5 separate regions of the Mus musculus genome follow, and regions 1, 2, 3 and 4 are each linked to region 5. A link is a loop called in an ENCODE intact Hi-C map of the cell type or tissue named here. Cell type or tissue: heart. All regions are shown on one strand.

What was found. A loop is a pair of places that touch in the nucleus more often than their neighbours do. Peaks named below come from ENCODE experiments on the same cell type or tissue, not always from the same donor. Only the 100,000 strongest peaks of a DNase experiment are listed, where the experiment ranks them.
Region 1: a loop joins it to region 5, with 7 times the contacts of the local background. A loop is called at or near these places in 37 of 42 quality-filtered maps.
Region 2: a loop joins it to region 5, with 12 times the contacts of the local background. A loop is called at or near these places in 13 of 42 quality-filtered maps.
Region 3: it touches region 5 in a loop (4-fold over the local background); 5 of 42 quality-filtered maps call a loop at or near these places.
Region 4: it touches region 5 in a loop (6-fold over the local background); 19 of 42 quality-filtered maps call a loop at or near these places.

The regions. Positions count from the first base shown.
Region 1 is chr2:132,313,646-132,318,645 of GRCm38, forward strand. No RefSeq gene overlaps it. Among named protein-coding and RNA genes, the nearest start is that of Gm46766, 53 kb to the left of the region's middle. In heart, CTCF peaks have their summits at 561 (motif pointing left) and 2,534 (motif pointing right); a DNase peak (open chromatin) is centred at 2,556.
Region 2 is chr2:132,259,903-132,264,902 of GRCm38, forward strand. Cds2 (CDP-diacylglycerol synthase (phosphatidate cytidylyltransferase) 2) reads left to right here and starts at 3,246. Exons shown (of 13, transcript NM_138651.7): 1 at 3,246-3,595. The coding sequence starts at 3,542. It overlaps Gm46766 (a long non-coding RNA gene), which reads left to right and starts at 3,602. Exons shown (of 2, transcript XR_001783482.2): 1 at 3,602-3,838. In heart, CTCF peaks have their summits at 3,057 and 3,259; DNase peaks (open chromatin) are centred at 3,229, 3,999 and 4,629; H3K4me3 peaks cover 2,223 bases; H3K27ac peaks cover 1,865 bases.
Region 3 is chr2:131,980,413-131,985,412 of GRCm38, forward strand. No RefSeq gene overlaps it. Among named protein-coding and RNA genes, the nearest start is that of Prnd, 32 kb to the left of the region's middle. In heart, a CTCF peak has its summit at 2,336 (motif pointing right); a DNase peak (open chromatin) is centred at 619; H3K4me3 peaks cover 502 bases; H3K27ac peaks cover 1,624 bases.
Region 4 is chr2:132,386,782-132,391,781 of GRCm38, forward strand. No RefSeq gene overlaps it. Among named protein-coding and RNA genes, the nearest start is that of Prokr2, 3.8 kb to the left of the region's middle. In heart, a CTCF peak has its summit at 2,964 (motif pointing right); no DNase peak of the experiment used is centred here; H3K27me3 peaks cover 324 bases.
Region 5 is chr2:132,483,405-132,488,404 of GRCm38, forward strand. It overlaps Gm14095 (a long non-coding RNA gene), which reads right to left and starts at 3,197. Exons shown (of 3, transcript XR_866754.2): 1 at 3,087-3,197; 2 at 1,908-2,029; 3 at 1-34. In heart, a CTCF peak has its summit at 2,248 (motif pointing left); no DNase peak of the experiment used is centred here; H3K27me3 peaks cover 558 bases.

The DNA of each region.
Region 1 (5,000 bases), 170 kb before region 5:
AGGGGTCCATAGGACAGAGGAGCATAAGATGGGAGGGGAGGCATAGGACAGAGGGGGCCATAGGACAGGGGGCATAGGACAGAGAGGGGTCCATAGGACAGGAGCATAAGATGGGAGGGGAGGCATAGGATAGAGGGGGCCATAGGACAGGGGGCATAGGACAGAGAGGGGGCCATAGGACAGAGGGGGGTCATAGAACAGAGGGGATGGCATAGGGCAGAGAGGGGTTCTCTTGGCACAAGCACAGGAAAGCAGATGGTGTCTGAAAAAGCATTAAGGTTAAGTGTGGTGCTTGCTGGTAGTCAAGACACCTGGGGGGGGGGGTGAGGAGCAGAGGATGATGAGTCTGAGGTGGTTCCTGGCTGAGTGGGACACCCTGTCTCTAAAGGTCATGGAATGTTAAACATCCAGTTTCCTATAGAAATGTTTCAGGCTGGCGAGATGGCTCAGCAGGTGAGAGCACTGACTGCTCTTCCAAAGGTCCTGAGTTCAATTCCCAGCAACCACACGGTGGCTCACAACCATCCGTAATGAGATCTGATGCCCTCTTCTGGTGCGTCTGAGGACAGCAACAATATACTTGGATATAATAATAAATAAATCTTAAAAAAGAAAAAGAATGTTTCTTTTGTACTTTTTCTGCTTCATTACCAGGCTGCATCGGAGCCTTGATTGGGGGCTCTCCTCTCAGAGGCCGCCCCACAGTTCCTGGAGAGGTCATTTGGACGTGGACGCCTTTTTTCTGGAAAGCTGTCCTCTCCCTTTCCTTCCTAACACTGCCACCATCTTTAGTTCATTCATAATTTTGTGTTGTTCTAAAACTTTTTTTAATCATACAGATTTCTTTAAAGTCACAGACTATACAAATTGGTCCTACTAAGCTTAAGGCAGAGTGTCTTCAGATGGCGTATATCCAGCACTTAGACGCTTCCACAGAAGGTGTTTATTTTTCCATTTAAAGATCTATTATTAGCTTGTTTACAAGTAATGTCAAGGGTTTGAGGTTGGGTCTTTTTATGTCATCGACACTAAAGGTTTTGTTTAAATATTAAATCTTGCCCAATTATTTAAGTAGAAAGAGGGGGAAAAAAAAACCATGAATGGCTGTCAAGGAATCACTCACCCCACAGGTGCAGACCTTTCACAGTGTGACAAAGGGAGGGACTTCAGCATGTCTGTGTGCTGCCTGTCAAATGGTCACCTGTACTCAGCACAAGCTGTCTGTCTATCTAGCTACCTGCCCATCTGATTTATCTGTATCAGTCACTTTTCTGTTTGTTATGATAAGACACCATGAGAACAGCAACTTGTAGATGAAGAATTCATTTGGGCTTACAGTTGCAGAGGGGTAAGAAAGAGTCCAGGATGGAGGGGCGGCAGCAGGCGGCAGCCATGGTGGCTGGAGCAGAAGCTAATGGCTCACAAGCACAAGGCAGAGACAGGGAATTGGTAATGGTGTGTGGCTTTGAAACCTTTTAGCCCACCGTAGTGACAGACTTCCTCCACTAGGGCCACACCTAAACCGTACTAACCGGGGACCGAGTGTTCAAACATCCGAGTCCATGGTGGGTGGTTCTCATTCAGATCACCACACTGTCCGTCATCTAGTATGTATGTATGTATGTATGTATGTATGTAAGCATGTATGTATCCACCCAACTACATATCAGTTATTTATCTACCTACTTACCTATCATCTACCTATCCACCTACCTATCATCTATTTATCTATCTATTGTCCGACCTATCTATCTAATTATTATTTATCTATGTACGTGCCTACTTAACCTACCTATCATCTGTGTACCCTCTTACCTATCATACATTATCCATCTGCCTGCCTGCCTGCCTACGTTCTTACCTAAAAAGGTATCTGATTCTCCAAAGTAAGAAGACACCCAGAAAGCCAAGTAGAGAGAACCAGAGGGACCTGCTGGGGTGAGAAGTCGGGTTACACGATTGAATTTGGTTAGTGGATAGATGAGTGTTTATAGCAATAAAAGAAGTGTTTTGTTTTGTATGGAGTCCTCGATACACAGAAGAATTCTTGAGAAGTGGCCACCTTTAATCCTGACTATTTGTAAAGGAGAATGGCCTGGGGGTACATGCCAGGTCGTCTATCTCTGAGCTACATTCTCATTTCCTATACGATTTTTATACACATGTACAATTTTATAATATGTGCAATTTTGAGAGGCCCTGTAGTAGATTGGAGAACAAGAAATGCCTCCCTTCTGCCTCTGCCTGCCCCATCTTCCATTTGATGGAAATGCTGTCCCTGGTCTCTGCAGTTTGAGAGGCCTGAGTAAAACTCAGTTCCTATATGCATGCATGAGTGTTACAGCAATTAATGAAAAAAAAAAAAAGACCACACATTTGAAAGAGAGCAAGAGGTGGTATACGGGAGGGTTTGGAGTGAGAAAAGGGAAGGGGAAATGATGTGAGTATCTAAAAAAAACCATAACAGTAATAACAATAAACTCCAAACCAGCCAACCAAATCAAAACTGCAGTACTCTTTGCAGTCAGGCAGTGCTGCCAAAAGCCCAGGAGAGGGCAGCAGTGAACCAGGAGTCAGGCTCAAGCGCTCCAGCTCAGGACACAGTTGAGTAAGATCCAGGCCCAACCTCACTGTTTTCTTCTGCGTTGATGAGACTGCTCAACCACTTAGCCTCCTCTGCATGAAGCAGAGGTAGCTGAGAAAATATGCAAAGCCCTGCTCCAGTTGCTAGCAGCCGATAGTCACTGGCCAGAAGCTTCTGTTTGTCATGGGATCAGCGTGGTCTGAGGAGTGAATGCCTTTCTATGCAAAAGAAAGAACTGGCCTCAGTATTCCAGGGAAATTGGTGCTGTATTGCAACTGTTTGCACCCAGAAGGAATGTTTTGTCTCGGGAACAGAGAGGAGGGCAGGCTATAACTACCAGAGCTGACTTAGCTCAGGCAGCCTAGGGCGCATTAGGATGCCACCTGAACATCTCATGGCCTTGTTCCGATTCCCAGCCAGTGCTGGGCCTCCCTCACAGATCTCCTTGCACACCTGTAGAGGTGGAATGGCTTGTCCTTTCTGTTTCAGTTGGGGGATTGCTGACTGGCTGTGTGGCACTGGGCAGGTTACTAGCCCTGTCTGTGCTACCCCTTCTTCAGTGTAAAATGAGTAATGCAGTGTCTACCTGCATTAGTTATATTTCCTCATGGTATAATGCAGAGGCTCTCAACCTCCCTACTGCTGTGACCCTGTAATACAGTTCCTCATTGTGGTGGTTTGAAGAGGTTTGGATCCATAGATTCATGTGTTTCAATATTTGGCCAAGAGATTGGCACTATTAAGAGGTATGGCCTTGGGCTGGAGAGATGGCTCAGCGGTTAAGAGCACTGACTGTTCTTCCAGAGGTCCTGAATTCAATTCCCAGCAACTACATGGTGGCTCACAACCATCTGTAAAGGGATCTGATGCCCTCTTCTGGTGTGTCTAAAGATGGCTACAGTTTATTCGTCATATATATATATATATATATATATATATATATATAAAATAAAAATTAAAAAAAAGAGAGGTATGGCCTTAGCCAGGCAGTGGTGGCACACGACTTTAATCCTAGCACTTAGGAGGCAAAGGCAGGCAGATTTCTGAGTTCAAGACCAGCCTGGTCTACAGAGTGAGTTCCAGGACAGCCAGGGTTTATACAGAGAAATCTGTCTCAAAAAAAAAAAAAAAAAAAAAAAAAAGGTGTGGCCTTGTTGGAGTGGGTGTGGCCTTGCTGGTGGAAGTGTGTCACAGTATAGACAGTCTTTGAGGTCTCATAAATAAGTTCAAGCTACACCCAGTGCACAACAGAGTCTCCCCTGGCTGCCTGAGGAAGACAGTCTCTTCTACTGCCTTCTGATGAAGATGTAGAACTCTCAGCTCCTCCAGCACCAAGTTTGCCTGCATGCTGCCATGCTTCCTACCATGATGATAGTGAACTAAACTTCTGAGACTGTAAGCCAGCCCCAGTTAAATGTTTGCTTTTGTCTAACTAAGGAAGTGAAAGATCTGTATGACAAGAACTTCATGTCTCTGAAGAAAGAAATTAAAGAAGATCTCAGAAGATGGAAAGATCTCCATGCTCATGGATCGGCAGGATCAATATAGTAAAAATGGCTATCTTGCCAAAAGCAATCTACAGATTCAATGCAATCCCCATCAAAATTCCAACTCAATTCTTCAACGAATTAGAAAGGGCAATCGGCAGATTCATCTGGAATAACAAAAAACCTAGGATAGCAAAAACTCTTCTCAAGGATAAAAGAACCTCTGGTGGAATCACCATGCCCGACCTAAAACTGTACTACAGAGCAATTGTGATAAAAACTGCATGGTACTGGTATAGCGACAGACAAGTAGACCAATGGAACAGAATTGAAGACCCAGAGATGAACCCACACACCTATGGTCACTTGATCTTTGACAAGGGAGCTAAAACCATCCAGTGGAAAAAAGACAGCATTTTCAACAAATGGTGCTGGCACAACTGGCTGTTATCATGTAGAAGATTGCGAATTGATCCATTCCTATCTCCTTGTACTAAGGTCAAATCTAAGTGGATTAAGGAACTCCACATAAAACCAGAGAAACTGAAATTTATAGAGGAGAAAGTAGGGAAAAGCCTCGAAGATATGGGTACAGGGGAAAAATTCCTGAATAGAACAGCAATGGCTTGTGCTGTAAGATCGAGAATCGATAAATGGGACCTCATAAAATTGCAAAGCTTCTGCAAGGCAAAAGACACCGTCAATAAGATAAAAAGACCACCAACAGATTGGGAAAGGATCTTTACCTATCCCAAATCGGACAGGGGACTAATATCCAATATATATAAAGAACTCAAGAAGGTAGACTCCATAAAATCAAATAACCCCATTAAAAATGGGGCTCAGAACTGAAAAAGGTTTCTCACCTGAGGAATACCGAATGGCAGAGAAGCACCTGAAAAAATGTTCAACATCCTTAGTCATCAGGG
Region 2 (5,000 bases), 220 kb before region 5:
TGATAAGGAATTGTTCACTGACAAATTATTCTTGTAAGAAGAGGTTCGGTATACCTATTTAGGGAATTTGGCAATTTTCACGCCACTTCATCGTGTGTGTGTGTGTGTGTGTGTGTGTGTGTGTGTGTGTGTGAGAATATCGAGATCAGGGTTGAGGTTAGATGATGTGTTCCTATAATGCCAGCATATGGGAGGCAGAGGCAGAGGCAGGAAGATTGCATGAGTTTGAGGCTTGCCTTCACTATAGAGTCTAGAGAACTTGTTGGGAAAGGAAGAAAGAAAGAGAGAGAAAGAAAGAAAGAAAGGAAGGAAGGAAGGAAGGAAGGAAGGAAGAAAACAGGAGGTGTTTAATTATGAAGTGACATTATTAAACCCAATAATAGTAACTGCCTCTTACACTGGGTTTGTAATCAGCCTGGATATTCTGGGAGACTGGAATCCCAAGTTCTATTAATGAACACAATATTTAAAAATTAAGGAATTAACCAGGAGGTGTAATGAAGGGAAAACGTAATAAAATACACCTGAGGGCTGGAGACAATTATCGTTCAGTGGTTAAGGGCACTTGTTGCTGATGCAGAGGACTCGGGGTTGATTCTCAGCACCCCCATGATTGCTCACAACCATCTGTAACTCCAGTTCCAGGGGAATCTAAAAACCTCTTCTGATTTTGACCTCTACAGGGATCAGGCACATATACTTGGAAGAATAATAAATCTAAGAAGAAATTTTATAATGAAAAATTTACAAGAAAGAAATTTACAAAATGCCTGAGTCCTGGAAGAAAAGATTCCAGAGAAAAAACTAAATATAATGAGCAGGAAACAAACAAACAACCCAAACCAACCAACCAATCAATGAGAACCAACCAACCAACCAACCAATGAGAACCAACCAATGAGAACCAACCAATGAGAACCAACCCCAAGGAACAGAGGAAGCACATGAAGGATGACAGGAACATTTTTTACTTTTCTTTCTGCTATTGAAGGCGAGGCATTAAAGTTGAAGTGCTATTAGCATGGTTTCTAGAATGTCCGGTTAATGGAGTCCTGCTCCCTACCACACTGATTTTAGGGATGCATTTGGTTTGCGCTCAGTTAGGTTTGATGATGCTAAGTGAGAACCTTGTTCAGGCCGAGTCGGAAGGCATTATCTCACTGAGTACACACCTCATCGAGTTTCATGACTCTGATTTATATCGATTGATTTCCAGGTCTTGGTTTATTTCTGTGTGTGGGTGTTTTGTCTCTATGTGCATCTGTGCACTATGTGTGTAGCTGGTGCCCTCAGAGGCTAGACGAGGAGGTTGAATCCCCTAGGACTGTAGTCTCAGACAGTTACGGGCTCCCATGTGTGGCTGAGAATTTAGCTCAGGTCCTCTGGAAGAACAGCCAGCTCTCCTAGTCACTGAGCCATCTCTCCAGTCCTGTATTATTTTTAAAGATAATATTTTATTTTATTTTTTGTATGCATGTGACTGTATGAGTTACGTGTACACGTGTACCATGTAATTGCAGACGATCCTAGAGGCCAGAGGAGGGACTTGAGTCCCTTGGAACCAGAATTATGGGCAGTTCGTCCTGTATGGGTGCTGAGAACCAAACCTCCTTCCTCTGCAAGAGCAATAAGTGCGCCTAACCATTGAACCATTTCTCTAGCCATGTATTCTGGTCTCAAACTTGCTCCAAGGAACTTGACGCCCTTAATTATCAGAAAATAGTCACATGATATTATCACCACCCTTCACCTCTATCCTTTTTCTTTTCCTTTCCTACATAGTGATAGGGTGTTGAAAGGGTGGAAGAAGAGGGTGGAGAAGGGTAGAAGAAAGAAAAAAGCCCACAAAGTAGCCAAAGTCTGGCTTCAAAAGGTATTTATTTCTAACAGAACAAAGCAAAAACCCAAACCCAACAAAACCAGCAAACACCAGTAGAGGAACAAGAGCACCCAAGCATTTGTGCAAAGCTGTTAAATAGCAAATAAAATGCAAAGACCAGAGGGCTGAAGTTTGTCTAAGTATTTTGCTGTTAATTTGAAACATCATAACAAGAATTTGAGAATGTAAGTCTTTTTCAGAACTCTTCCTATTTTCTGAAAACTCACAGCTCTGGTCAAAATCTCTAAAAGGAACCTGACCCTTGGTGTGGAAGACTTCTTTGAGATTGCAATCTGGCTAAGGACTGGGAGCCCTGTTTTGCATGAGAACAATGCTGGAACAGCACCCATAATACTGAATTCAGGCAGCATATGTGAACATTGGTTACAGCGTGGTAACAAACGTCTGAGTTCTAATTCTTACTCGTACCCTTGTAGCTGCTGGCTAAATGCTTAAACTAGGTCAGGAATAGAGGGAGGGGCTCCATAGGAAACATTCCTTTCAGCCCAAAGGTTTTCAAAGAATTAGATGTGGGTGTTAACTTACTCACAGAAGTTGTGGTTAACAAGAGCCAAACCTGAGGGTTTTTTTTTTTTTTTGAACGATTTATTTTTATACATGAGTACACTGTAGCTGACTTCTGATACACCAGAAGAGGGCGTAAGATCTCATTACGGGTGGTTGTGAGTCACCATGTGGTTGCTGGGATTTGAACTCAGGACCTTTGGAAGAGCAGTCAGTGTTCTTACCCACTGAACCATCTCGCTAGCCCATAGGTCCTGAGTTCTACCTTCAGCACAAAACAAGACAAAAACTTAAGACAAGCAATATCTTGGATGATGTTACTTGCAGATATCATATCCATTTCTAAGTGTTTTTTGTTGTGGTTGTTTGTTTTTTGATACAGGGTCTCAGTAGCAGTGGAACAGGTTACATAGATCAGATCCACTTGCCTTTGTCTCTGGAGTGCTGTGAACAAAAAAGGTGTGTGATTGGGACGAGACTATTTCTGAGTTCGGTGCTTAGACAGAATCAGTGCTCACTAAGTTACCAGCGACCATGGCTTGGCAAGGCAAAGTGAGCTGAAACAGGTTTCACCTCCTGCTATGATGTTCAGAGGTCCACCTGGTCTCTTCGTTTGGACTCCCAAGCTGAGAGCAGCAAGTCTAGGCCGCTACGAGGCGCTGTTGTCCCCCGGTAACAGGTTACCTTCTGGACCCAGCACTCGCGCGCGGGGACTTGCGGTAGGACGCAAGGACCCCATTGGTTCACTCTGCTCTTTTTCTCCCGCCCCCTCTAGGTTTTGTCCAATGAGTGTCTCGAACTCCGCTCACGCCCCCACCCCCGCCAGGCTGCCCCGCCTCCTGGCGTCTGGGGTTCCAGGCGGAGATGGCGGCAGTGCGCGTGCGCGCTGGCTCGCAGCTTCCCGGGAGGAGGAGCGAGCGGCCGCTGGGGAAACAGCGGCTCCGCTCTCCGGGCAAGGGCGGCGGCAGCGGTGCTGGGCGGGGCCGGGCTCGGGGCTAGTGGCGCTGCTGCAGGGGCTGTGCGAGGCACGGTGGGGCTGCGAGGTGCTCGGGCCCGCCGAGAGCCCGTGCTCACTGAGCCGACCCCCGCGGCCACCGTGCTGCTCACTCGGGGTGACGTCGCGCCGGGGTCCCCAGCATGACCGAACTACGGCAGAGGGTTGTCCGCGAGGACGCACCTCCGGAGGACAAGGTAGAGGCATCGTTAAGTGCGGAGGGGCGCGCCGGCAGCCTCGCCCTCTGACCTTTATCGCGGCCCTGGGTACCAGGCCTGGGTTGCGCAGAGGGTCGGCGGGTGTCTTTTGCTTGTGGGGACAGCGGTCTGCGGGCGCGGGGAGTAGCGCGTGAGCTCTGGAGGGTCTTCGCCTTCCCTAGGCCTTCCCGATGTGGACGCTGGACACCCCACAGACCTTGCTTGGGGCCCGGAGAGCGCGATGTAGGCTCACCGCTTGCTTTACAAGTATTGCTGTTGATTGGGGAATGGGGGAGGACTCAGGCCATAGCATTTGTCTCCTGGGAGATTAAAACCTTCTTTTGAACTTGATTAAAACATTAAATCTGTTGGTTCTATCAGAGAGGAGTCTTGATCCACTCCGTGAGAGGGCGGGTTAGTGAGCAGGTGTGTGCTCCCAATGGTGGGTTTGTTTACTGCGCCAAGTGTGGGCATTGATGGGGTAAAGGAGGAAGGTAAGGAGGAGGCCATTTTGGCAGGGACACAGCCAATGTGGGGGCGCTCCTTTGGTTGAAAGTGCGAGGTTTGTGTGAAGTTGAGAAAGGTGGAGGGTGGTTGTTTTACTGTGGACATTGAATGACGGACCGTATTTGTGGTTCGGATCAGTGAGTGATGAGTAGAACCGGCTGAGGTAGCCTGGACCAGAATGATGGAGACTGGTTAAGTCAGAGATTGTCAGCTTGTGACCTGCAGAAGCTCTCGTACGTAGGCCTGCGTGCTGATACGGAAATAAGGGTTCCGTTGAAGGTCTGTTTCTAGCCTGTCTTCAATAAAGGAGGAGGATATGCCGCGTTTCCCCTGATTAATAGTTGACAGAGTTTAGTATCTTTGTTTGCTTGTTCGAGACTGGGTTTCTCTTTGTAGCCCTGGCTGTCCTGGAACTTGATCTGTAGATCAGGCTGGCCTCCATCCCAGAGATCCTTCTGAGTGCTGGGACTAAAGGCACCCCACCCCCCAATGCTGTTTAAGGAAACAGCATCAAGCCTAAGCACCCACGTTTGACATCAGAACTTTTGTTTTAGATAGAATCTCTCTAGGAAGCCCTGCTAGCTAGTTTGGACCTCCTCCACCTCTGCCTATCCTGTGCTGTATAAAGGCACTAGCCCCCTAGCCAGCTTGTACCTTTTTACTGTGTTTGAATTGGTTAGAACATCAGGAAGGAAACAAGCGTAAGCCTTAGGGTCAGTATGCCAACAGTAATTTTACTAGGAAGAATAGTTCAGATGAAAGATAAAGGGTTTAAACAACTCTGTTACAGTTGTAGACAGTGGGTCATCAGAGGAGAACTCTCTTCCTTTGGAGAAGGTCTAGGGCTGAGGTCCAGATTTGAGGAGTACCTTGCAAAGACAATACTTAGAAATCGCTA
Region 3 (5,000 bases), 500 kb before region 5:
GCAGACACAGAGACAAAGAGACAGAGACAGAGACAGAGACAGAGACAGAGACAGGGACAGGGACAGGGACAGGGACAGGGACAGGGACAGGGACAGGGACAGGGACAGGGACAGGGACAGGGACAGGGACAGAGACAGGCAGGGGCTTCTCCTGTTGTCCCCAGGTAGGACTGAAGTGCTGAAGGAGATCTGACAGAGCTATTGGGTAGGGGTCCTTAGCTTCCTACAGACATGTAGAAGGAAGAGCAAGGTTTGGCTGGCCTTGAGTTCTGTCCTCCTATTTTGAAGAATGAAAAACCCTAAAACTACACAGAGAAATTCAAGTTCACAAGCTATCTCCCCAGTTCACAGCACAGAGTCCTTCTCCTATGCTTATATGGTAATATGGAGAAGCCTCATTTCTCAAGGCAAAAGTTCCAGTGGCCGGCCAGTCGTCTCTGCCAGGGAAACAGCTTCAGCCCAAACAGGAGGTGAGGATGAAGGTGTCCGTCCTGAGGAAACAGAAGGCAGACTTTCTCAAGCACCATTGTTCTTGAGTCTCCAGCACGCCAAGGCGATGTGGGGGCCAGCTGAAGGACACCCTGGCTCCGGCTTTTGTCACTGTTTCCTGATATTGGCAAGATTAGGGCTGGCCGGAAAGGAAACCCACCGAGCACAGAGACAGAGGAAAGTCCGAGGCCCCCCGGGGAGAAGTTGCAGCTGGCCCAGCAGTTCCTGTACTGTGCAGAGGAATGACAACTATGAGAGCAAGCCTTTGCCTGGGAATGTAGTAAAGGTGACATCACTGTCGAACTAGGCACCAGCTCAGAAGGCAAGGGCTGAGTTCAGCAGATGGGGGGTTTTCCACATGTATTTAAAACTCTTGTTTAATACCCTGTTCAGAACTTCTGGATAGGCGAATGTGGGGGCACCCACTCCCCCACTGCATCTTAATACATTTCACTACTCCCAGCTCCTCTAAAGGAGAGTGTTTGGAGGCCAGGTCCACACAGGTAGGATAATATGAAACTGTCAGGATGAACCTAGATCCAACATCAGGGTCCTTTCAAGAGAATAGTCTGTGCTTCGGTGTCCCCGCATAGAAGGATACTGAATTTCTCAAAGCCAAAGAACAGTTAAGGGAGTTAGAGATTGACAAGACAGAGCCCACGTCCCCAACCATCTCCGAACCCAACATCCACACTGAAAGCATTCTTCATGGGTACCGGTGCTTACTCATAAATGAGCAGTATCATTAACTTGTGGGGTGTGTGTGTTTGCATGCGCATGTGCACGTATGTGAGTACTCAAGTGTGCAAGTCTGTGCATATGAAGGCCAGAGGACAACCCCACGTGTCTCTCCTTAAGCTTTCCTTGGAAGCCATCCACTGTTCTGTTTAAGACAGTGTCTGTCTCTCACTGGTCTGGACCTCACCAAGTAGGCTCAACTGGCTGGCCAATAAGTCACAGAGGTTCAATGCTCTCTGCCTGTCCAGCACAGGCAGAGATAGTGAGCTATCCCCTCAGCCTTCGGGGTTTTGCAATAATTCTTGAGTCTTTTCAGGGTTGTGAGGATTTTAGTCTAAAACCAATAATGAGAGCAGTAGTTGCTGCCAGTTGAGGAAAACAGCATGAAGAGTCTCTGCATAGCCCTCACGAGACAAGAATAAATGCTGCATACATTAGGTCAGTGAAGAAAGGGAGGTGGGCAGCATAGATCACAGCCTCACATTAAAGGAGTCAAGATTTGATTCTGAGAATCCAGACACAGGAAACACCAAAAGAGCTGAGAGACTTAGCACGCACGCCTTTAATCCCGTGCTCAGGCAGAGGCAGGTGGATCGCTGAGAGTACAAGATCACCTGGTCTGTATAGTGACTTCCAGACCATCCAAGGTGACCTTGTCTCAAATTTTTAAAAAAGAAACATGGAAGGAAAAGATGGCGGGAGAAGGAGGACAGAATGAACAAATGAACGAATGAACAAAAGAAGAAAGGGGAAATACCGAAGTGCAAAATGCACCAGAAATACGTCAAAAACTATGTCCAAACCCACTGAACTCAGGAAAGCATAGTTCAAGGTGGGAAGCTATCACATTTTCCCCCTTACTTATGCAAAATAGTATGGGACAAATAGACAAACCAAGTAAGGACATCAGGGTAAAAGACATGGTCTACCTAGGCTACAATCATGAGTATGAGAGCCTAGAATCCACGTCAATTTGGGCTACACAACGAAAAATCACACACATACACACACAAACACACACACACACGCACGCACAGGCACTTGTACAGGCTAACTTTGCCCATCACTGGTAGAGCTAGGAAGCAGATGTTATGCAGTCATCGTCACCACCAGAGGGCATCCTAACATCAACCAGGACAGGCAAGGGTCCATGTCTAGTCCCTCTCACAGAAAGATGCAGGGAGTTTTTATTTGTTTGTTTTTGTTTGTTTTCATAAGCTACCACCTAGCCAGGTTGAAGAGAGGCCAATCTTCCCTTAGTTCCAAATCCTTCCGGGATAGACAATGACCTTGAATCTCTCCTAGAGCTTCTGTCTCCTGTCCTGCCTCCACAGGTGCCCTCTGGAGATGAGTTATTTAGGACCTCCCCTAATGCATGCTGGGAGAACCTCAGCCCAAGGCTCTGCCTGAACAGAAGTTGATGTTGAAGTGTGCCCCAGAGACACATAAACTGACACTCATCCTTCATCCAGAACTCCAGACAGAACAAGAAAGATGTTTGGTCTTTCTACTGTATGCCATCTCCAGAGGGAAATGCTCCAAGATGTCACAATTCAGCATAATGATGTCACAATACAGTATTATCATGGAACACTGTTGCACTGTGATGTCACAATGACACACTGGTGCACTTTAATGTCAAAGGATAGCATGATAATAGCACAAAGGAGCAGTGTAACAACTCAATACCACATTATGATATCACAGTAGCACACTGTTATAGAACAATAAACGCTGTGATGTCACCATCCAGCAATGCTGTCAGGGTGGGATGTTGTGGTGGCAAAAACGCAGCAGTGTGATGGCACAGTTCATTATTGTGAATTCACATGGAGCATTGTGATGTCACAGTCTAGCCCTGTGATGTCACCATAGAGCACTGAGACACTGCACTAAAGTACCAGGATGGTACAGTGGAACTGAGCTGGGTGATACAGGTGTGATGGGGTGAAGATCATAAGAAAGAACTCTGGTAAATTCTTACCCAGAAGCCAAAGGAAGAGATCTGGCACTCCACCCCAGGGTAACATATAACTTGAATTCCATCCCACCAAGGGAAGCTCGTTTCTTATCCCACCGACCCTTGGATGAATTACCAGAGATATGTAGCCATACACTCATTCTATTGGGAAAACCTGTCATTCCTTCAGCACAGGCAAGAAAGGTGTCTTGAACAGAAGGAATACAGCCGTGAGCGAAACAGAGAGAGCTGTGTTTTCTGGAAGCTTCCACTATAGAGAAAGGAGCTGACAGTGAGCAAAATGCTAGAGCTGTGTGCATGGCTGAAGTGAACCAATGACAAAGTGCTAGAGCTGTGTGCATGGGTGAAGTGAACCAATGACAAAGTGCTAGAGCTGTGCACATGGCTGAAGTAAACCATTGAGAAAGATGGCCGAGAAAAGGTTGGGTTGGGACTGCAGTGTTGACTACATGGGGGTTTGTTCTGGTTGCCTGAGATAGTCTCACAATGAGTGTTGGGCTAGCCTCGAAACTCTATGTAACCTAGTCTCACTATCTCATACCTCACATCCCAAGTGCTAGGATTATAGGTACTTGCCACTATTGTGGCAAAGCCAGATATATAATGAGCAGAGTACCTGGGTTAAGATGTCAAGATAGCTGAGTCCTGGGCAGTGAGAATGAATTAGAATAAGTTGCCAATATCTGCTATCTTCTCCTGCAGTGGGGGTGTGGCTAGACAGAGGAGTAAGATCACAGGTATGCAAGATGGGTTGAGGATCTGGGTAGGGGCTAGAATGAGGGTCCTGAAGACCACCTAGGAGTTCTAAGTTCATTCTAAGTACAGCTGGAGGCCACTGGGGTTCAAGATGAAAGAAAGGTAGAAAGATTCCTTCTGTGATCAGTCTTGGGACTACGTTCAGGCAGGGATGAAAGAAAGGCAAGGAAGCAGCCACAAAGTAGTAGTCTGGTCTGACCAAGTAATACCTTAGCCACAGGTAGGAAACGTGACAGGGACCAGAGGGAAACCAGAAAAGTAAGGAAACACAAGGCTTACTGAAAGCACCCCAAGGTCTGGGATGCTCAGCAGGTAAACAGCAAGGTATGCTCCCAAAATGATTCCCTGAGGCACCCCTAAAAAGTGAGTCAGAAGAAAAGGGATAAGGTTGCAATCCATAGACAGAAGGACACGGCCAGGGCCTGTGCTCTGTGAATGTCCCCCTCCTAGGGCTCTAAGGAGGCCTAGCAAACCAGAGCCCAGACCCTGGGTTGGCCCTTACAGCACAAGGTGAAGGCAGCTTTTAGCAGCCACAGCCCATGCTGCAGACATAGTCCACTCTCACTGTGCTTAGAGGAAGGAAAGCTGCAGTGAGATAGGACCATCTTCATCAGGGGCATCCGGCTCGTGCTATCCTAATGCTATGTTATGTGTTGTACAAAGTTTATGGTTAATTCTAAGCTCACTAGGACTTAAGCCCTTGGGATCAGAGTCAAGACCTTAGGTATGCCTTGGGCATCTTTGTGACTCTTCTTCTGCCATTATAATTCTTTATGAGGGAGAGCTGTCATTAAGAAGGGCAATGTAGGTTAGGGCTCGCAGCAGGGTGTAAGTGGGCTGACAGAGTTTGGAGTTTAGTAATTAGCTCATGGTTAATTATGCTTTAAATTTGTTGGTAATGGGAGGAGTTGAGGTTGAATCAATCATATATTAAAAGTCATCATTATTAGGAAGTCAGGGCCTTCTGGTACAGGGGCAGTAGATCCCCAAGCAGAATTAAAGCCAAAGTATATAATCAGAGTTTTGCTTGAAGGGG
Region 4 (5,000 bases), 97 kb before region 5:
CACACACACACACACACACACACACACACACACACACACACGCCGCCACCACCACCACAAAGTGTGTTCCCTGGAAGGCACACCATTATTATTCAGGACATTGGAGTGGTTTAATGCCGGCACAGAATAACATCCTTCTAAAGGGCAACACTGAATTGTTGGTAAGCCTGAGATTGCCATATTGAACTCCATTAAGTCACCCCTTCCTACCACCACAGTACTTGAATAATACTGTGACTTGAATTAAGTCAGTGTACGCAGAGGAGAAAAGGCATAGGGCCTGTCCTAGTTTATTCTGTTGCTATGATAAAACACTCTGACCAAAAGCAAACCGGGGAGGAAAGGGTTAATTTGGCTAATGTTCCCTAGTTACAGTTTATCTCTAAGAGAAGTTAGAGCAAGAACTTAAGGCAGAAGCTTGAAGCAGAAACCACAGGGGAACACTGCTTCCTGGCTCATTCATAGGCTTAAGCTCATTCAGCTAGTTTTCTTGTGTAGCCTAGGCCCACCTTCCTAGGGATGGTGCCACCCATAGTGGGCTGGGCCCTCCCACAGTAAGACAATCTCTCAGAGACATGGCCATAGGCCAATAAAAGTGATTCTTTTCTGGAGTATGGCTTCCCACCATACATCCCCTGAAAATAATGGATGGCAGAGGTAAAGATTCCACTACAAAGTTACTGGTGAGGAATTGGGACACATAGCTTGATTGTGGTACCTATGTCCTTATGAAGTGTCATACTGCAGGACAGTTTCTCAGCCAATAGCAAACTCAACACAATTCAAAAATTAAAACACATAAAATGATATCATATAAAATAGCATTCTTTCCCATCCACCTTGTATGCACAGTTTTTCCTGTTTTTCCAAGGGGTATCTGTAATCTAATATATATATATTTATGGCTTCTTCACCTTTCTACTATAACATAGTCTATTGTACGGATACACTGTTGCTACCTTTTACAACCCACACTGCTGGATATGTTGGTTTGACAGGTTCAAGATGTCTGTAAAATTACAGATTAAGTTATTTCCAATTTTTTGTTCTTATAGTGTTGTGGTATTGAATGGTGTGCGTATTATAGCTCATCAGTGACCGAGTACACAGAGCATCTTTGGGTGCATGTACAAGGATATTTGTATGACAAATTCCCAGAAGTGGTATTGCTGAGTCAAAGCATAAAAGCATTTGTACAAGGCTTTGTGGTGGATCTTGTCACAAAGAGCTCCGTGGGGCTCTATTAAGCCGTCTGTTGGACAGAGGTCAAGGCCACACATTCGATTGATGAACACACGTTTGTTTAGAGAAGCAGTATTCCAAAGCAAGATTTCTCAGTAATGTTTCCTCCCCTCAGTCCTGTAGCCATGGTGACCTTTCAGTCTTTCAAAGTATGGGAGGGAGGGACTCTGTTCTTAAAAAACAAATCTATTCCATCATTTTTTTTTATGTCTGTGTGTCTCTTGTAGAATCACACTAAGAAATCAAACTAAGACTGTGCTGTTGCTATTGACACATTGGCAGGTAAACTTTGTAAGGCTGTTGAAATTAAAAGTCATTTAGCTCTGTGAGTTACTGTAGTTAGACAGATGGGGACTCCGTAGAGGTTCAAGGTTTCACACAACCCACCTGCCTTTTCAGGGTTCTGTGGAATGACTGTGTAAGACACTGGTGGGCTGGCTTTACTAAGTAGAACTCAGGCTGCCTCTCTGGCTTTATCTGCTCTGAGGGCAGGACCAAGGGACAGTGCAGAGAGTGAAGCGTAGCAGATTGCATGGCCACTAGCCATACTTCCTGTCTGTGGATGAAAGCCTGAGAGATGTTTGGGTCAGAATTTGGGATTGCCATAGAAACTGTTTCAGAAGTTTTGAGGCCCCCAGAGGAGGCAGAAGTAGGAGAGGTGGAACGAGAGAGTGGACTCCTGGGAGGATGGAGCTGGTCACCAGATGCAAAGCTAAATTCCAGCTGGGCAAACACATGCTCACCTGTAATCCCTGCACTCTGAGAGGTTGAGGTCAGAGGATCGGGAGTTCAAGCCCAGCCTAGAACACATAGTGAGAGCTTGTTATTTATTTATTTGTTTGTTTGTAAAAAAGCACTAGGCACTTAGCTCAGTGGTAGAATGCTTTCCTACTACATAAAAGGCTCTGAGTTTAGTGTACAGCACTTAAAAAGGGGGTGGAGGACCGGATTCCATAAGAGAGTTTAGCTAATGCGGTCTTCTTCGTGGTTAGGACCTTCTTTTGCTGGGATGAGAGGTAGAGGGGACAGTGTTCTAGCTATGAAGAAACACCAGTCTTTCCATCCCTGCTGACTGAACTTGGGGAAATTTTCTTTTTTATAAAGAGGCACTTCAGTATTGATTCACGTTGTGCCTCTGTCTCTGACTCTTTCTCCTCCAGGTTCAGGTGTTCATGTCACTCTTTCCTGAGCTCAAGAAAGGACACAGGCATAGCATGTGCCACAGGAGTTCTGGGGTTGTGCACAAGTCTGAGGGAAAATTTATATAATGTGGATATGTGGAATAGACAAACCTTTCTCTGCCTGGCCCCTGGGGTTGACCCCTTTGGCCTGTGCTTTCTTCCGTATGTGCAAAAATGCCAATCAAGCAAGCATAAGGATATTTGGGCTCATTTTAGGAGGGAAGGCAAGCCATTTTCACGGTGAATGGCATAAGGCTCTGGGTTAACCTGAATATTAAAAATATATATATATGGCCTTGGTTAGCATTTCTAAAGTGGAATATGGCCTTTGGTTGGGTTACTTAAAACATCTGGAGACAAAGATTTGCGTGCTTTCTAGGAACTGATTGTAGGAGATGCTTCGGGGAATGGAAGGGTAAGATGGAGAGGGGGAGGTGAACGAGAGAAAGATAAAGCAGGTGATAGAGTTAAGGAGATAATCAGAGCTCAGGTGCCCTGAGAAAGTCCGAGTCACAGCGCAGAACAAAACTTCCCTGTTCTGCCAGCAGAGGGCTAAATTGAGCCCCTGACTGAGGACTGTGAAGGTGTCGGTCAAGTCCCAAAGTGGCTCCCCTTGGATCAGAATCTTTTGTTTAGAGAAAGTAGACAGGGGCTGTGCCAGGCATTCACTTCCTTGTTGGTAAAAAGCACCTGGCAGAACGCACTTGTAAGAGGGAAGACTTATTTTTGAGCCCTAGCTTCAGAGACTTCATTTCTCAGTCAGCTGGTCTTAGGTTTCTGCGCACATGCTAAGGCAGAGCACCAGGAACGCAGGTGCCATATATATACTCCCCTTTCTAGCCCTCCCTACCTCCAATGGCAAACGTTCTCCTTGGTGTTGTAATGGTTTCCCCGATAGTGTGTCCATTTACATAAAGTGCTCTTTGCTTCATAAACTTCAAAGGTGGCACCCAAACAGGAACTTCATGCTATTTAAGGCCAGGGAATTCAATCTGCATTTGTGGTTAGGTTGCAGTGAGTTCTGAAGTGGGCATCTCCTGTTTACTTCTCAGGGTGATTCACACTGTGATCTGTCTGAGGCCATTTGGTGGTCTCCAGTTTTCCAGGCAAAAGACTAGGCTTCTCTTAGTGATTCTGGTTGTTTTATTCTTTTCTTTCTACCATCTGTCTGTCTGTCTGTCTGTCTGTCTGTCTGTCTGCCTGCCTGCCTATCTATCTATCTATCTATCTATCTATCTATCTATCTATCTATCTATCTATCTATCTATCTATGAACCTCTCTATCTGGCTGACTCAGGGTCTCACTATATGGTCCTGCTGTTCTGGAATTTACTACGTAGACCAGAGATCCACCTGTCTCTGCCTCTGGCTCCTGGATGCTGGGATTAAAGGCATGCACTATCACATTCAACCTTCTTGCTTGTTTTTCTTGAAGCTGAATGAGCTTCCCAAAGAGACAACTACTTCCTGCGTCTTTCTTTTGCCAGCAGGAATTTAATACTCCAGGGAATCACGGGTAACTAGATGTAGTGTCATACCCTCACCACCAAGGCCACAGCAGTGCCTTCTAGCAGCTGACAGTCACTCAAATCTATTACCCAAGTTATGATTTCTCCCTAAGTGCTTTTAGCCTTGCTTTAAATACTATTATTAACACAAGTGGCATATCAAGGCAGGCGGGCTCTGCACGAAGGCAATTCTTGTAACAAAAACCTGGTTAGCATCCAGATTTTTTTGGATGTGTGAATAAAAAAAACTGGAAGTGGAAATTACCATGTGTTGGAGCAATTATCCCCAGGTGCTGGCATGGTGGAAGAATTGTAAGTGTGTATATTTTGAAGGTGACACAGGAGACATAGATTATGTGTGTAACAAAGAACACGGGCGCACTTATGCAAGCAAAAAGTTATGTAGATATTTGGTAACGCGGAAAAAAACAGCACTTTGTTTTGACACATTCAACGCGTTTGAAAAGCTAATTGGAGTATGAACCAAGCCAATAAAATGGTTTTGCCCCAGAGTTTTCTTCCGTGCGCTGCTCTTCATGAGCTGAGGGTGGAACTCAGGGTTTTCCACACACCAGGCTGTGCGATTCTGCTTGCTGGACAGGCCCTCCACAGATGTTTTCTAATAACCAAACAGCTGGTTTAAAGCCACCTGATCTTTGCACTGCTTTACACTTGAAGTAACCCATGTCAGGACTTTAAAAGTAAATCTAACAAAGCAAAATGACCATTCTTGGAAGATGAGAGCAAGACAACCTGACAAAGTTGTAAAACGTCTCACCAAAGTAAAGGAGCCTTTTATGGTTTACGCCTCAATTAAAAAAAAAAAGTAGCCCCCCAAATAAAAAGCAGCTCTGAGAAAGAAAATATAACTTAAGATATCTTGAAAAGACAAGGTGAATACAGGTTCAAAAATAACTAAAATACATTTCTCTAAGGCTACCTAGGATTAGGCTGTAAAGAATCCTAGCATTTCAAGTTTATCACTAGTTACTAGATATCAATTTACAAGTAAGGTGTTCATTTTTGTGTTCTTTTATCAAGAGAAAAATCTACCTTCAGACTGTGAGGG
Region 5 (5,000 bases):
ATGTCTTTCTCTTGCTAAGCATTCAGTCATGATGCTGAAAGAGAAGTGAGAGTCCTGGCTTTAGGGGAGATGCTCTCAGTGCCTTCTACACTTGGTATAATGTAGGCTATACATTTGGTTTGCCCATCTTTCATTATGTTACGACATGTTCCTTCTACTCCTAGCTTTAACAGAGGATTTTTGTCATGAAAAGATTTGAACTTTGTTAAAATCCTTTCTGATCAATTGTGATGATCATGTGATTTCTGAGCCTACCTCTATATTGAAATGCTATTTTTCTTGGTTTGGGTTTTATTGCTGTGAAGAGACACCATGACCAAGGCAACTCTTGTAAAGACAAACATTTAATTGGGGCTGCCTTAGTGTTTCAGAGGTTCAATCCTTTGTTATCATGGTGGGAGGCAGGGCAGCATCCAGGCAGACACGGTGCTGGAGGAGCCGAGAGTCCTACATCATGATACAAAGGCAGCCAGCGGGAGACTATTTTTTGGCACAGTGTGGAGCCTGAGCACAGGAGACCTCAAAGCCCACCTTCATAGTGACATGCCTCCTCTAAGAAGGCTATACCTCTTCCAATAAGGCCACACCTCCTAATAGTGCCACTCAGGATGGCCAAGCATTCAAATATGTGAATCTATGGGGGCCAAATGTATTCAAACCATCACATTATTACACCGCATGTGCTGAAACATCCTTGTTCCCCTGGAATAAGAATATCCTGTTCATGGTGAGTCACACTTTCTATGTGCTGTTGAATTCAGTTTGCCAGCACTTTACTGAGAGTGTATCTGTGTTTATCAGGAAAAGACGATCTATAGTTTTTGTCTTTATCCAGCTTTAGTCTCGGGGTAATACTGGCCACATAGGCTGAGCTTGGAGTGTCCCTTTGTATTTCATGAAATAGCTTGGAGAACATTGCTATTAGTCCTTATTTAGGGATTAGTAGAAGTCGGCTGTGAATGAATCCAGCCTGAGCTCCTGTTTGTTGAGTGGCATGTTACTGCCTTAATTTCATTGTTCACTATAGATCTATGTGGTTCATACCTTCTCAATGTGGAAGGTCATATGTGTGTCTAGAAATCTGTCCATTTCTTTTCTGTTTCCAGGTTTTGGAATACGTGGCAGTTTGGATGAGAAATGTGCTTATAGGCTCAGGCATTTGAGTGTTTGCTCCCCAGTTGGTGGGGAACCGCTTGGGGAAGTTTTGGGAACACAGCCTTGCTGGAGGAAGTTGGTATCCTGGGGTGGGCTTGGAGAGCTCAGAGCCTCACTCTATTTCCTGTTCACTCTTTGCTTAGCACTTGCAGTTCAAGGTGTCAGTTGTCAGCATCCTGTTCTGGCCATCATGCTTGTGACTTGTCATGCATCACTGCTATTATGGACTCTACTATAACCCTCTCAGACTGTGAGCCTAAATAAACTCTTTCTTCTAAAAGTTACCTTGCTCATGGTGTTTCATCACAGCAGCAGAAACTTAACCAATGCAGTATTACACAGCACAGCCCCCCAACAGGCTTTAAAGCTTCTTGGGACTGTGGTTGTATCCTGGGCTAGGACGGACTCTTTTGAGTCAGAGTAGCCCTGGCTTATACTATGGAAGTCTTTGATTCTCCTGTGATCTCGCTTGTGCTATCAGATCCTTTCCTCTCTTTCTGTTTTTGGTATAGACTCTGTCCGTTGTCTCTCTGATTTCTATCAACCTCTGTACCACACAATCATACAAAGGCTGCTACTAATCTGCCATCCTAGTATGACCCCTGTTTTGGTTTGAGTATAGAGTGTCCTCCACAGGCTCATGTGTTTGAACACTTGGTCTCTAGCTGATAGCACCATTTTGAGAGGCTGTGGGACCTTTAGGATGTAGGACCTGTCTCGCTGATGCTAACATCCAGGGAAGGCTATCTTACCTCCAGTTCAGTCTAGATCTTCGCCTGCAGATCTGCTGAGATGTCAAGAGCCCAGCCACAGGCTTCCTCAGCTGAGAAGCAAGCTGCTCCAACCACGTCTTCCTACTAGTGATGCCATGAAGCTATGAAGCCAAAATAAGTCCTCCCTCAGTAACTAATGCATCCCCTATCAAAGTATGGTTTTTAAATGTGTATTGCTTTTAAATATTATTTTCAACATACAGTTTTCCAAAGGTATCTATGGAACCATTGTAATCCAGAGATGATCTGAGTTTATTTCATCCTCTGGCTCCTTTGAGAACCTGACTCTGGGGGCACCTTCGTCTTCTGCTGCCCTCTAGTGGTGACTCCTTTGCCTTCCCCATCCCTCATTAGCATCCCAGGGACTAAAACTGCAGGGATGCATCTTTTTGCTTCCCATTGCTACTTTTGGATGTTCCCTGGACCAATTAATTTAGGACATTTGTCTGAGCAAAGAAAAACAAAATAAAGCAAAAACAGGATCTCAAATCTGGCAGTTCTCAGAATCAGCACAAGTTCTAAGAACTTTAGACAGCAATGCGATCAGACGTTTTAGAAAATTGGAGGTGAGAAACAGACCGTAACTTAACGCCTTAGTCAGCTGCTCAGCTGGTTACCACTCAGTTAATCAGCTACAAGACCCCCTGCACCAACCAGCATGCAACAGATGTGGTTAAACTCAACATCAATTGGATCTTTATTGCTTAGGTGGGAACCTAGGCCACATCCAAGGACTCATCAAGTGTTTTGTGATATATAGTGTCTTACTTTTAGCCCAGGCTGGCACGGGACCCACACAAAGTCCAGACTAACCTTGAACTCTTGACAAGCCTCCTGCTTGTGCTTTCCAAATACTAGGATTAGGTGTGCATAACCAACCCCCAGAAATATTTTTTCTACCTTGTTGCTAAAACCTCCAACTTTGTATATTGTATGGTCTCAATGTGTGTTAGTCAGGATTTTCATATCTGTGACAAAAACTTCAGCAAAATAGTGATTTTTTTTTCAGTGCAAGGTAGTAAACCTGGGGCCTTGTTTATGCAAGCCAGACACTACCACTGGGTCACATCTCTAGGCACTAGGGAGCCTGTGTTTCTGGACTCCATCTTATGGAGAACGTTGTGGTAGTGGAAGCTTGTGGAAGAGCAGGCTGTTTACCTCATGGTGACCAGGAAGCAGGTACATCTTTCAGAAGCCCCCTGTGACCTTAGGTCCCATCTACTGAAGTTTCCAATCACATCTCAAATGGCATCAGCAAGTGAAGATAAACTGTTCAACACAAGAGCATGCAGGAAATATTGTGTGAAATCCACAGCAGAATATATCAAACCAAACCTACATGGCCATCACCTACCCCTGGAGTGTCATATTTTGAGGGGACATCTCTATTCTCAATATTCTCCTTGGTACTATTCCTGTCTGGCTGTTTGGATACTCATATAAATAACCTTCCCAATATCTTAGATCTCTTCTTCCCTCCTGTGGTTTTGACTTTTGACTTTTTAAAGCCATGCTCATCTTTGGTCATGCCAGAGAACTTATTTCCATGACTGCAGATCCCTCAAAACCTCTGCTCTGAAATGACTCCCTCTTGATAGCAGGTGGTTGTATACAACGGTGCCATGGAAACCAAGCCACCGTTGCACACATAGGTGAATGAACGATTAATTTTCTGGAGGAAGAGCTTCAGCTAATATACTTAAAGATCAGGCATGGTGCTACACACCTTTAATCCCAGCCCTTGGGAGCAGAGACAGAAGGATCTCTGTGAGTTCCAGGCCAGCCAGAGCTACACCTTATCTTTAAAAATAAATAAATAAATAAATAAATAAATAAATAAAGCAAGCTTAAAGGAATTAGCTCTAACCAAAAAGGTGGCTGTGCTATGCTCAACAGAAGGGCTGTGATTTGGGGGAAGAGGCTAAAACTTTGGTGATTGTCAATTGGTCATAGGCATGGCTTCAAAAAAATGTTTTCTCAGGCCGTTGGGTTGGCTCTTTGGATAAAGGCACTTGTTGCCAAGTTTGATGACTTGAGTTTGATCCTGAGAACCCATATGGTAGGCGAGAACTGACTCAAAGTTGTCTTCTGACCTCCACATGCATGCCACGGCATGTACCCAGCGCGCGCGCACACGCGCGCGCACACACACACACACACACACACACACACACACACACACTTTGTGGTTTTTTTCTTCTAAGATCTTAAGACTTGCAGCCATATGAATGGCAGCTTAATCCGGGAATTGCCAGATGCTTCCAGTTGCTACCACCATCTTCTGTGAGCATCTTGTGTCCTAGTTTGGTCTGAGCCTTGTGAAGGACCATCGGTGCTTATGTTAATGAGAAAGCACTAGACAGAGTGAAAGAAATGTGTTTGTTGCAGTGGGCAATAGACCAAATTAATCCTGTGGGAAAGTCTTGCACAACACGTTTCCCAAAAACGTCGTGTTCACGTACTTAAGCAGGGTCTGACTCAAGGGCTGAGGCAGAGTACGTGCAGGTCTGATGTGTAAGTGGATGCCAAGACTTCTGTTAACCGTCTTCATCCATCAGAGATCTGTAAGCACTGCTGAAGAGTACCAGCCTTTACGTTTCTGCAGTCGTCATAACCAAGAAATCAGCATCGGTGTTTGTGGGGAGCATGTGGCGTACCCCTCAGCTGTAGGACCTCCCAGAGCAGCTGTTTCATAGAAATTAATCGAGAGCAAAGGGAAGAAGAGGGTTTCTTTGGTGATGCATCTCCCCTGTCACTCATCTCCATTTGTGTAGCCATGCTAGCTTTAGCTTGGCTTGGACATGAAGGCTCCTAACCTGTAAATGCTGTGACCTGATCTGCTGTTGTATGACAGGGCCATTGAGAGAGTGCAAGGGAAGAGAGGGGAGGAAAAACGGAGTGAGCTGCCCTCCACGGTTAAGCGACTTTCTTTCACTTGCACCTGTCTCCCTCCCAGCACACAAACTCTCACACTTGTTGGTCCTGAGCCCCAAGAGTTCTCTAAGGAGACCTGAGAATTTGAGCCTCCAATCTCCTGAGGGTGCACACCTCCTCTCCTCAGTACTTTGTCCA